2 separate regions of the Homo sapiens genome follow, and region 1 is linked to region 2. A link is a loop called in an ENCODE intact Hi-C map of the cell type or tissue named here. Cell type or tissue: CD4-positive, alpha-beta T cell. All regions are shown on one strand. Each heading gives the region's core, and the rest is flanking DNA. Links, peaks and the distances in the headings are about the cores only.

Region 1 (5,384 bases), core at 106-5,105, 51 kb before region 2:
AGCAGATTTCAACACAGTCTTCTGGTACTGTCTATCCCTAGGGCATTAACATGATCCTCTTCCTTGGAGCTGAAGGTTTTTGGTGTGTGGCCCTCCAGAGCCCTCTCCACCCTCCTCTGCTCTGCTGACCCAGTGGCCTGGGAGGCTGACCTTCGTGGATTATTGCATCATATGGGTTCCCTTGGTCTCTGTTTCATTTTAGGGTTTGGCCAATGGAAAGTATCAGCAGAAATTAAGAGGATGAAAGAAAAGAGTGTGTTATTTATTCTCCAGCTCACCCCCTGTAGATTGGCAGTGGCTGCTTTCCTCTACCAAAGGGCCCAGTTAAGTCAGACAGCCTCTGCTAAACTATAAGTCTCTCTAGGTTCCAGTAAGTGCTCCCTTCCCTTGCCTCCTTAGGCCTGAGGATGGTCATGGCTCTCTGCAGCTACTGGCTCCAGAATGCCCCCCTAATCCTGCTTGCACCTTTGTAAATAGCCGCTTCATTAATCTTTCTTCAATCACTCCTTTGGAGTAAGCAATTAGTCTACTACATGGACTCAGATGACTACGCTATTTTTATTTTTATTTTTTGAGACAGAGCCTTGCTCTGTCACCCAGGCTGGAGTGCAGTGGCATGATCTTGGCTCACTGCAGCCTCTGACTCCTGGGTTCAAGTGCTTCTCCTGCCTCAGCCTCCCAAGTAGCTGGGATTATAGGTGAGTGCTACCACACCCAGCTAATTTTTGTATTTTTAGTAGAGACGGGGTTTCACCATGTTGGCCAGGCTGGTCTCGAACTCCGGACCTAATGATCTGCCCACCTTGGCCCCCCAAAGTGCTGGGATTACAGATGTGAGCCACAGTGCCCAGCCCAGATGACTACACTTTATGAGGGTGATGTTGCTGTTCTAGTCTCTTTCTAATGACAAACGGATCTTAAGTTGCTCAGGTGACTACATTTCAGTCCTTTTCTCTCATTGTCTCCACACTATCTTCTCTTCTCATTCCCCTCCCGTCCCGAGCTGTTCTCAGCAACAACTTTACTAATGTTTACCCATGCCTGTGCAAAAGCCAGCACTCCCAGAAAGTCCTAGCATTCTCCAATTCTCTACAAAAAGGGTCTTGGCTTTTGTTTTCTTTCAGAATATTTATATTTTAAGCATGGAGAGCTTTAAAAAAAGAATCAGCTACTAAATATTCTTTAAAATGACTATCCCACACCTGTCACCCTGTTTATTCTCAACACCCTATAAATGATACTGCTTTAGGCAAGACTGGTTGTGTGAGCATTTAACCAACAAATATCAGCAACTGGGAAGCCCATAAATAGCAGCAGAGAGGACAAACAGGATGACTCAGTAAGCCCTCTGAGTCAGACTGGCAGAGACTGACCTTCCTTCATAATTATGGGGCATTAAACCCGTCATCTGTGAAGTCACCTCCAAGTCTCATCTCACCAATATCATGCATCTAGTTTCCTTTGAAGATGTGCAATCTTCCTCCTTGTAGCTACTAAGAAATTAAAGTGCTTGGGCTGAGAGGGCTCCTGTAAGCTAATAGTCTATGTCTTCAGCAATTAACCCCTTTCTGAGATCGGCTGGTGTTCATGCTTTTAGCTGGTCCTAGTCCTGGCTTGGGCACCCTCGATTGTGAGTCCTCAGTCACTTCATCTTACTGAACTTCTTTCATCTATGATGAGATAATAAAACTTGCCTAGCTACAGAGTTGTCATGAAGATTAAAGTCAATTTGGCCAACTACATGACATTTTGGAAAAGGCAAACTATACAGACAGGAAATAGACCAATGATTGCCAGGGACTCGAGGATGAACAGGTGGAACACATCATATTTTTAGGGCAGTGAAACTATTCTCTATGATATTCTAATGGTGGATACATGACATTTTACATCTGTCAAGGCCCACAGACTGCACAACACAAAGATGAGCCCTGATGTAAACTGTGGACTTCATTTAATAATAATGTATCCATACTGATTGATCAATTGTAACAAATATACCTCAGTAATGCCAGATATTAATAGTAAAAGAAACTGCAGGGAGAAGAAAGTATAGGTAAGTGGGAATCCTCTTCACTTTCAGGCCAATTTTTATGTAAACCTAAAACCATTCTAAAAATAATTTTTTGTGACATTACCAGGCCAAAATGAATTAATTAATTTAATTTAAAAAGTAAAATACAAATAATTTTTTAAATCAGTTTGGATAAGATATGTGAAAGTATTTGACAAACTCTAAAGAGCTAAATAAACATAAGGCATAATACCCAAATGATCTTAAAGAACTTAATTGTGAAAGTTCGTTTGGGGATCTGACAAGTAGAGCCCCAGGTGATGTCTTAATTACCTGTCTCCATGCCTTCGAAGTTGGTTGAGATAGAAGGGTGGGTAGGACTTCTATGACCAGTTTGCCTTCACTGCTGACTGAAAAGATTTCTACCAAATCCAAATCATGGTACAAATATTCTACCCTTCACACAACTACTACCTCTTTGAAATTGCTCAGGAAAGTTTAATACACATACACACTACCTTTCAGCATGTTTCCTTTTGATTCCCTGTGGCTCTCACCCTGTCCAATATTTAGCAGTCATGTTTGATTAAGGTCACATTTTTCAGAGGTGAAAAAGCGATGAGAAGATTTCAGGATTAAGTTCAGGATTAAGTTCAGTTAGGTTAGGAAGGAAAATCTTTTCTCCTTGTAAGCCAGAGAATGCCTGACATAGACAAAGCTTCTTACAGTGTTTCGTTGTTGGGACTGGGGGGCTGAAAGGGTGGCTCTTGCTGGAGCCTGGAAAGCATTATCTCTGATGCCCACCATATCCGTGTCAGTTAGGGAGGATAAATTGTAGGGCAAGAGAGAGGACCAGTGGGGTCAAAAATTAGCATAGATCATACAGAAATGACAGACAGGGATTCAAACTCAAGACAGAGGAAGCTGTTGCTCAGGCCTTGCCAAGTGAGATTAGCTAGCTAATTTCAGCCAACTTATTCTGGGATAGTGGTGGTCAATTGCATTTCCTCTCCTGGATAATGCATGTACTTTTGACAAGAACCTTCAAAGCTTTTGAAAAAGATCTTCAGTGTTCATCACACAATGATCGTTGGAACTCTGTTCTAGGAGCTATTAATAGACTTAACTATGAAAAAAGAAGTTCTATGGTCAAATAACTAGGAAATGCTTAACATGATGGAGCCCTTTGTGAACAATTATGACACACATTCGCATGTTGCAGGCTCTGGGCAGCCTGCAGCTAAGAAAACTATTTAGTTTCGTTTAACTCCAACATGTCCCAGGTTTATGTGCACTTTGAGCACCTTTTACTGTATGCTTAGTAACATTTCCTTGAATACCAGCATAGGAAAAAATTGGTTTTAAAAAAGGAAGCAGGCTGAACACGGTGGCTCACACCTGTAATCCCAGCACTTTGGGAAGCCAGGATAGGCAGATCCCTTAAGGTCACGAGTACCAGCCAGCCTGGCCAACATGGTGAAACCCTGTCTCTACTAAAAATACAAAAATTAGCCGGGCGTGGTGGTGCATGCCTGTAGTCCCAGCTATTTGGGAGGCTAAGGCACAAGAATCACTTGAACCCAGGAGGCGGAGGTTGCAGTGAGCCAAGATCACGCAACTGCACTCCAGTCTGAGCAACAGAGCGAGATTCCATCTCAAAAAAAAAAAAAAAAAAAAAAAAGAAGCAACTAATGGTGGAAGTAAAGCCACCCTGACATGATAACAAAAGAGTCATTTTGGGGAAATGACCTCATAACAGCAGTTTCCCCACTCATCCAGAGGTGAGTTGGTGTACTCTCCATGTAGTGACAATAAATATATTTATTAAATAAATAAATCCTGTGTCCATGATTTCCCCACAACTCCATGTTAGATCCTGTTATCATCCATTAGGTATTGAAGTGCTCTCAGCCAAGGAGCACTCGGGGGTTAGTTCTAGATTCCGAGGTAATACTACCAGAAACTAGAAAACGAGGAGAAACAGGTGTCTGAAAAGAGAATCAGAACAGAGAACAGAATCTGATGCAAGGAACTGAAGAAAAGCAAGCTGCAAAACTGACATCTCTTGCACTGCCTCCACTCACTATCTGACTATGTAGACAGAAACATCTAGGTTTTAGGTTGGTGCAAAAGTAATTGCGGTTTTTGCCATTAAAAGTATATTTAAGAATTAACATCCCTAATGAAAGGTACTTGAAGTTTAAGCCACTCTAAATACTAATAAGATACATAGTGTTTGCACATAGAAGGATAGAAAAGCAGGCAATGAGAAAAACTTCTTTGCTGCATATAACTGTCAGTAAATGTGGAAGCTTAGTGGTTCGGAATCTAATAGTTGAGACCAGTTTTCAAAACCACTCCCAATTTCAGGGCGCAGAATGTCTTAGTAACACCCACAAGTTTCATCTAACGAATATGACTAAAGCCAGAAAGCAGCCCTGAGGTTTTTCCGCAGAGAGTCAGCCCTGCCTGGGTCATACATGCCCCTATGCAAAGTGGGCCCAGCAGCTGTCCCCTCCTGGTGCTCGCCCTGCGGGGGAGCAGAGCCAGGGTGGAAACCTGCTATGGGCAGAATGAGGCTGCGCTGGGCTGGAATGAGCCACTCCCTTAGAGAATCTAAATGAGGATAAAGAATTTCTGAACCAGCTAGGAGCCAAAACCCATCCAAGAATAGAAGTGGAAGGGACTCAAGCTTTTTAAGTTTCTTCCACAGCAATCCAGATTCCAACATTGTTTCTAAGGAGGCTTTTGTTTCCCTGGAGAACTCTAGTTTCAAAGTGGACTTTCTTGCACAAAGAGAGCTTCAATAAAATTGGTTGTGTGAGTGAGTGTTAAGTGTGAATTCAAAGAAGAATATTAGGCTGGGTCTCAGGCATACGTTACTACTACACTATGTATCGTATTAGTAATCAGAGTGGCTTAAACTTCAAGTACCTTTCATTCGGGATGTTAATTCTTAAACATACTTTTAATGGCAAAAACTGCAATTACTTTTGCACCAACCTAATACCTAGATGTTTCTGTCTACATCTCAGAAGCCAGAGGTGCCTCTTGAGAACACTGAGGTACCCTGACAAGGACCACATCCAGACAGGAAGAGCACACAGCACAGTGGCTGTGAGCGTGGGTTTTCCATGAGATAGACCTCAGTTAGAATCTCAGCCTCAACACTTACTAGCCATGCAGTCAGGGGAAATCTTGCTGTATGATCCTGCTGAGCCTTGGTTTCCTTAACTGTAGAGAGACTAAGAATCTCTAACTTACTTGGGGATTCAATGCAATAATATGTATCACAGGCCAGGCACGGTGGCTCACGCCTGTAATCCCAGCACTTTGGGAGGCTGAGGTGAGTGGATTGCTTGAGCCCAGG
Region 2 (5,384 bases), core at 280-5,279:
ACAAAAAAGTATTTGGACTTAAACATGGCATTAAACTCCCAGATGCTGAAATTGGTTATTAGCAAATCTACTACTGTTGTCATCAAGATCTTAGAAGGAGGTAGGTGTTAAAAAAAAAAATTCTGAATCCTCCTTTATAGCTAAATAATGTAGTGGATGCTGTAACCCATAGTTTATCTCTTCTGAAACCTTCCCCAGCAACTCAGCAAAGGAAATTAAAATCCTAATTAAACTCTTTTTGTTAGATGTAGCAATGAAGACAGTGCTTTCACCCTCACCAGAATAATATTGTGTTAAAATGATTAGAACACAACAAATGCTACCCTGTCTCAGACCAAGGCTCTAAATAATCATTTCTTACAATGACACTGACAATACCCTGTGATTTGCTGTGTCAAACTCCAGAGACTTATGTTGGACTCTGAACACCCTTCATGTTTTATTATGAGTATGTCATCTCTTAACTTATCTACAGAGTCATTAAAAACATACCTATTGTTTTGTCTACCCAGCAACTATTTTCCAGAAATTGCCTCACCCCATTGCCCAATCTGGAGAGTGGCAGCAGGATTTGCAATATTCCCATAATGTGACCCTGCCCCAAGTCATGCTTAATTGGTCTGAAGGTGGGCATCTAAACTTAATTAAATCTATTGGTCCCTTCCTCAGGAATGTAAAACTGGAATGAGAAACGATCATCTCTCTCTAGGTGACCAGTCTATAAATGCCAACTTCAGAACTGTTTCTGCTACGTGTGGACTGCAAACAAGAAAGCTGATCTGCATTGAGAAAGTAAAGCAGATGTGGGGAGAGGGGCAGAGAGAAGGGTCAAAAGGAGAAGAATTTGGGGGTTTTCTTTTGTGCTCCACTTCGGGTGGTTCTATGCCTGAAGTTCTTGTGTCTCTTGGATTCTATTAATTACTTCAGTAATTCTCCAATAAATCCACCCTTTTTATTTGTAAGCTAGTTTGAGTTGGGCTTTGATTCCTCACACCAAAATAATAAAAACCCTAACTAATATTCATGTATTCAATAAATTTTTATTTATTTAATATTTAACATATAAATTATTTCTATTTTAACATGTTGTATCTCTTGAAAACACAAGTTTCATAAGCTTTTAACTCATTTCATCTAAAGAACATATCTTTCAAGTGTCAAAAAATGCCTTCTAATCTGAGATTTGATGTTAATTTTGTGTTCCCCATATGTTTAATTATTGAAGAACCTTGTTCATATCCTCCCAAGCCTTAGTCTATTTAGTTCAGTTCAGTTCACGCATTTTTGATCATCTACTTTGTGCCAGACAATGATGTGGTGATGTAAACTCAAAGATGAAAGAAGAGATTTCACAATCTAGTGGAAGAAAAATATTTGTAAATGAATAATTAAGATGTAATGTGCCAAGAAGTAACACAGAGGTGCAGTCACGTATTAACAAGGGAGTTTTTAACATTCTGGCTAGCAACAGACACCTATTTTTTCCCCAACACTCATCCTCCAATTTTTCTAGAAATTTCTCTTTTATCTTCCCCATCTTTACCATAGTATTCCTTTTCTTCACCCAAGAGAGATGAATGTCATGTGATCTATTCTGTCTCTGCTCTGGCTACAAAGACTAGGAAACGAATGCAAGCTGTGCAAATTAGAGTGCCTTGATATCTAGCCCCCAAAATTAACCCCAAAGATTCTCACCTCCTGTTATTCATACACTTATGTAGTCTCTTCCTACACTGAATGGGTCTGCCCTATGTAACTATCAGGATATTAAGGAAAAACAGAGTATGACTTCAATGTCTAAGTCATAGAAGATGCTATAGTTTCCACCTTGCTCCTTTGGGTCATTCACTCTAGGGAAAGCCAGATGCCATGTCACGAGAGTCCTCAAGCAACCATATGGAAGTGTCACATGGCATGGAACTGAGGTCTCTTGGAAACAACCTTCATTAACTTACCAGAATTGTGAGTGAGTATAGTTGGAAATGGATCCTCCAGCCTAGTTAATCCTTTAGATGACTGCAGCTCCAGCTGACATCTGAACTGCAACTTCATTTGAGACACCCCCTTCAAGACAGAACCATCCAGCTAAGCTGTTCCTAAATTCATTTTGCACAAAAACTGTGTAATATAACAAATGTTTATTGTTGTTTAAAGCTGCTAAGTTTGGGCATAATTTATTACACAAGAACAGGTAATTAATATCATAGCCCTTTGGAACTAATTTTTCCAAGAATGGGCAAATAACCTGTTAGGGCAATGAGTAATTTCCCCCAAATTTTTTGATGGGCTATCACAGAGAACATAAAGATAGTTTCTTTGATAGCTACACATATAAGATGTCAAACTTCGATGCTTCCTGTGACCATGTTTCCACCAGGTGGAGAAAGCCAGTCTAAAGTGAAAGAGAATGAAGTTGACACAGAGAGAAACAGAATGGCAGAGAGAAAGCCATTAGGGTGTTGGGGTCCTTCATTCTAACTATTCCTGAGACTCTGCTGGATCTTGCTTTTTCTTTGGGTATTTGACCCTTCTTCAGAGTCCTCCATCCAGATGCCATTGCCTCAAGGCCTTTGTATGTCCTGGTCATCTCTCCTTTTTTTCTCTTGGCCCAATCCTTCACTTTAGTTGGTGTGCAAATGTCATCTCACTGGCTGCACACAGTGGTTCACACCTGTAATCCCAGCACTTTCAGAGGCTGAGGCAGGAAGATCACTTAAGCCCTAGAAGTCTAGGCAGTAATGAGCTGTGACCATGCCACTGAACTCCAGCCTACGTGACAGAGACTCTGTCTCAAAAAAGAAAAAAAAAAAGTCATATCACCAATGAGATCTGACCACCCTGCCTAAAATAGATTATCCAGTGTGTGGTAGTTTTGTAATGTGTCAACCTGCGTAGGTGGAACATTTCCTAGAATTCATTTTCTGGTATGCTTCTAGTTAGAGTGGGTCACAAGGAAGATTCTTGAGAAATTTGGAGGGTGGTAGGGAAACGGTGGCCATTTTGTAGCTCACACCTACATTATTGCTGATCTGCTGACTCACTTCATTGGTGTGAAGCAGTAGCAGGGCTTGTGCCTGCAGTTGCTCTAACTTCCCCTGGATTTTCCCTCAGCTCCTCCCACCCCCGCCAGGTCGCTGGGCTGAGGAGCCCTCACTTTTACAGGATATCCTCATCACAAAGGCCAGAGGCAATAAGAATAAACATGGGTTTCCATCTGTCCTTGTCCACTTGTCCTTTCACATATATGAAATTCTAATAAGATTTTGAAAGATAAATAGGTTTTCATCAGATGGAAGAGAATTGGGTGAGAAAAATGCATCAAGCTAAGAAACAAGCAGATTAAAAGACAAAGAAGTGTGAAATGATTCATGAGGAAACATGTTTTTCCTAGAACACAAATTGCAGAGGTAGTGGTAAGATGAAAAATTAAAGAGGTAATATAAACCAAATGCTGAAATGTGTTATATACCCTAAAAAGGAGTTTCAACTTAATCTTATGAGTAAACATTTACAAAAATTTTTTGTGCATAATAATTCCTTTCTAGAAATAAAAGTTAAAAATGCATCTCCAGAGACTCTGATTCATTAAATCTGTGATATGGCCTAGAAAACTGTATTTTTAATATGTCATCCAAATGATTCTGGTCAAAGGCAATCTAAGATCACACTTTGATAAACATCATAGAACAATGGGGAGCCCCTGGAGAGTTTTAAGCAGGAGTGTCACCTGATAAGATCTGAATTTCCAAAAGATAACTTTAGATGCAGTTTAACAAAATGGATTTCAGGAAGGTAAATCTGGATATAGAGAGATATATTAGGAGATTTTTTTTTGGTGTAATAATCCAAATGAGAAGTAATGGCAGCCTTAATTAAGGCAGTAGAAATAGCAAGAAGATTATGGAGAGAAGTAATATTTAGGAAGGGTGAAGGGAGGAGGAGAATCCAAGATGAATCCCCAAATTTTTATTTGAGTAATTAGATAAATTATAAAATAGAAAATGTAGACAGAAACACAGATTCTGAGGTTGGAATGTATTTTTTAAGTGATGAGTTCAGTATGATGGATTTTAAGTTCAATATGCCTGTATGCTATTTCAGGCAAGATGCATAGTAGACACACATACGTTACATATGGATTGTTACTCAGGAACATTTTTTCTCTACATTTGATATTTTCATGCTGTGAGACCTCTGTTAGAGCAACACTTCAGTTCTCCTTTTTCCTCCTCATTCACTACTTTCCACAGAGGACAGAGGCAACTGGTAGGTGAATTTGGAGGAAATGATCGAGGCATGTGTGGCTTGACCCATTTTTTCTCCTTCCTTTGAGATCTGCCTACTTGTAGATTCAGTTGTGAGTATGGGCACGTATGTGCAGAAAATAAAATATTGAAAGAGCCTGGAGGACAGGAGACAAACCAGAAGGTATAAGGCTGTGCAGGCAGCTGCCATCTAACAGAAGTGATATCCTTTCAGAGAGGGTGTCAGGAATGGAGGCTGGACAAGGTCCTTAGCAGAGGGAAGTAGGTGTGGGGGCAGGGTGACTCTGAGAAGTATCCAGAGGAAACCTAACTCACCATCTTGGCCAAATTCAACCACAGAGGACAGGACCGGACAGAGTCAGAGGGAGACCAGACCTATAAGGCAATCCCTGCCTTCCCTTCTAGTGAACTTCAACCTAGTGAACCAGAAAAGGGAGGGGAGGAAGAGTGAAAGAGCTGACTTTGAAGGTGCTTGGACCATGAGTCAAGCCTCAGATGGGGAAGTAGAGACGTGATTGGAGTCATAATCGAATTCTCCAGCTTTTTTGCTAACTACAGGGTAAGCAAGCTGTGGGATCTGCTTGACACATCATGGAGGAGCAAAAGAGAGCTGATATAGAACAGTTGAGGACAGAGATGGGGGAAAAATAAAATCTTAATGTTTATACCCCCTTCAGGTTCATTCTGTTTAATAAGTTGGTGATGGTCAGCTGGGCATTTTTCTGGGTTTGAAGGTCATGATATTTTCGAAGAGTTATATGATCCCGTAAAGGTAAAGAATGCCTTGTGAGAAGAAATGAGGAAAGAGGACCAAACCCAGGAGTGTATCAATATTAAAGGGTCAAGAGTGGGAAGAAGAGCCAGGAAGGAAGACTAACAAATCAGAAGAATCAAGCCAAGGGAGGGGTTCAAGAAGGAAGCAGTTCTACAGTGAGTTATGCTGCATAAATGCCACCTGATGATCCCAAGCTCCAGCAGCTGGTGGATACAAATCTGATCACATTAATCTCCAACTTCACAACCACCCATCTATACAATTGCTGTCACCCTTCTCCCTTAAAGTCTCCTTTTCTGGGAGCCCTTCAAGATAGCATTCTTTCTTTGGTGCCTTTTAATGCC

The links. A loop is a pair of places that touch in the nucleus more often than their neighbours do. Peaks named below come from ENCODE experiments on the same cell type or tissue, not always from the same donor. Only the 100,000 strongest peaks of a DNase experiment are listed, where the experiment ranks them.
Region 1: it touches region 2 in a loop (2.2-fold over the local background); 6 of 110 quality-filtered maps call a loop at or near these places.

The regions. Positions count from the first base shown.
Region 1 is chr5:62,232,264-62,237,647 of GRCh38, forward strand. No RefSeq gene overlaps it. Among named protein-coding and RNA genes, the nearest start is that of KIF2A, 71 kb to the right of the region's middle. RefSeq lists enhancers at 4,053-4,554, 4,108-4,307, 4,555-5,054. In CD4-positive, alpha-beta T cell, for the core only: no CTCF peak of the experiment used is centred there; no DNase peak of the experiment used is centred there.
Region 2 is chr5:62,282,713-62,288,096 of GRCh38, forward strand. No RefSeq gene overlaps it. Among named protein-coding and RNA genes, the nearest start is that of KIF2A, 21 kb to the right of the region's middle. RefSeq lists enhancers at 2,545-2,644, 2,755-3,034. In CD4-positive, alpha-beta T cell, for the core only: no CTCF peak of the experiment used is centred there; a DNase peak (open chromatin) is centred at 3,069.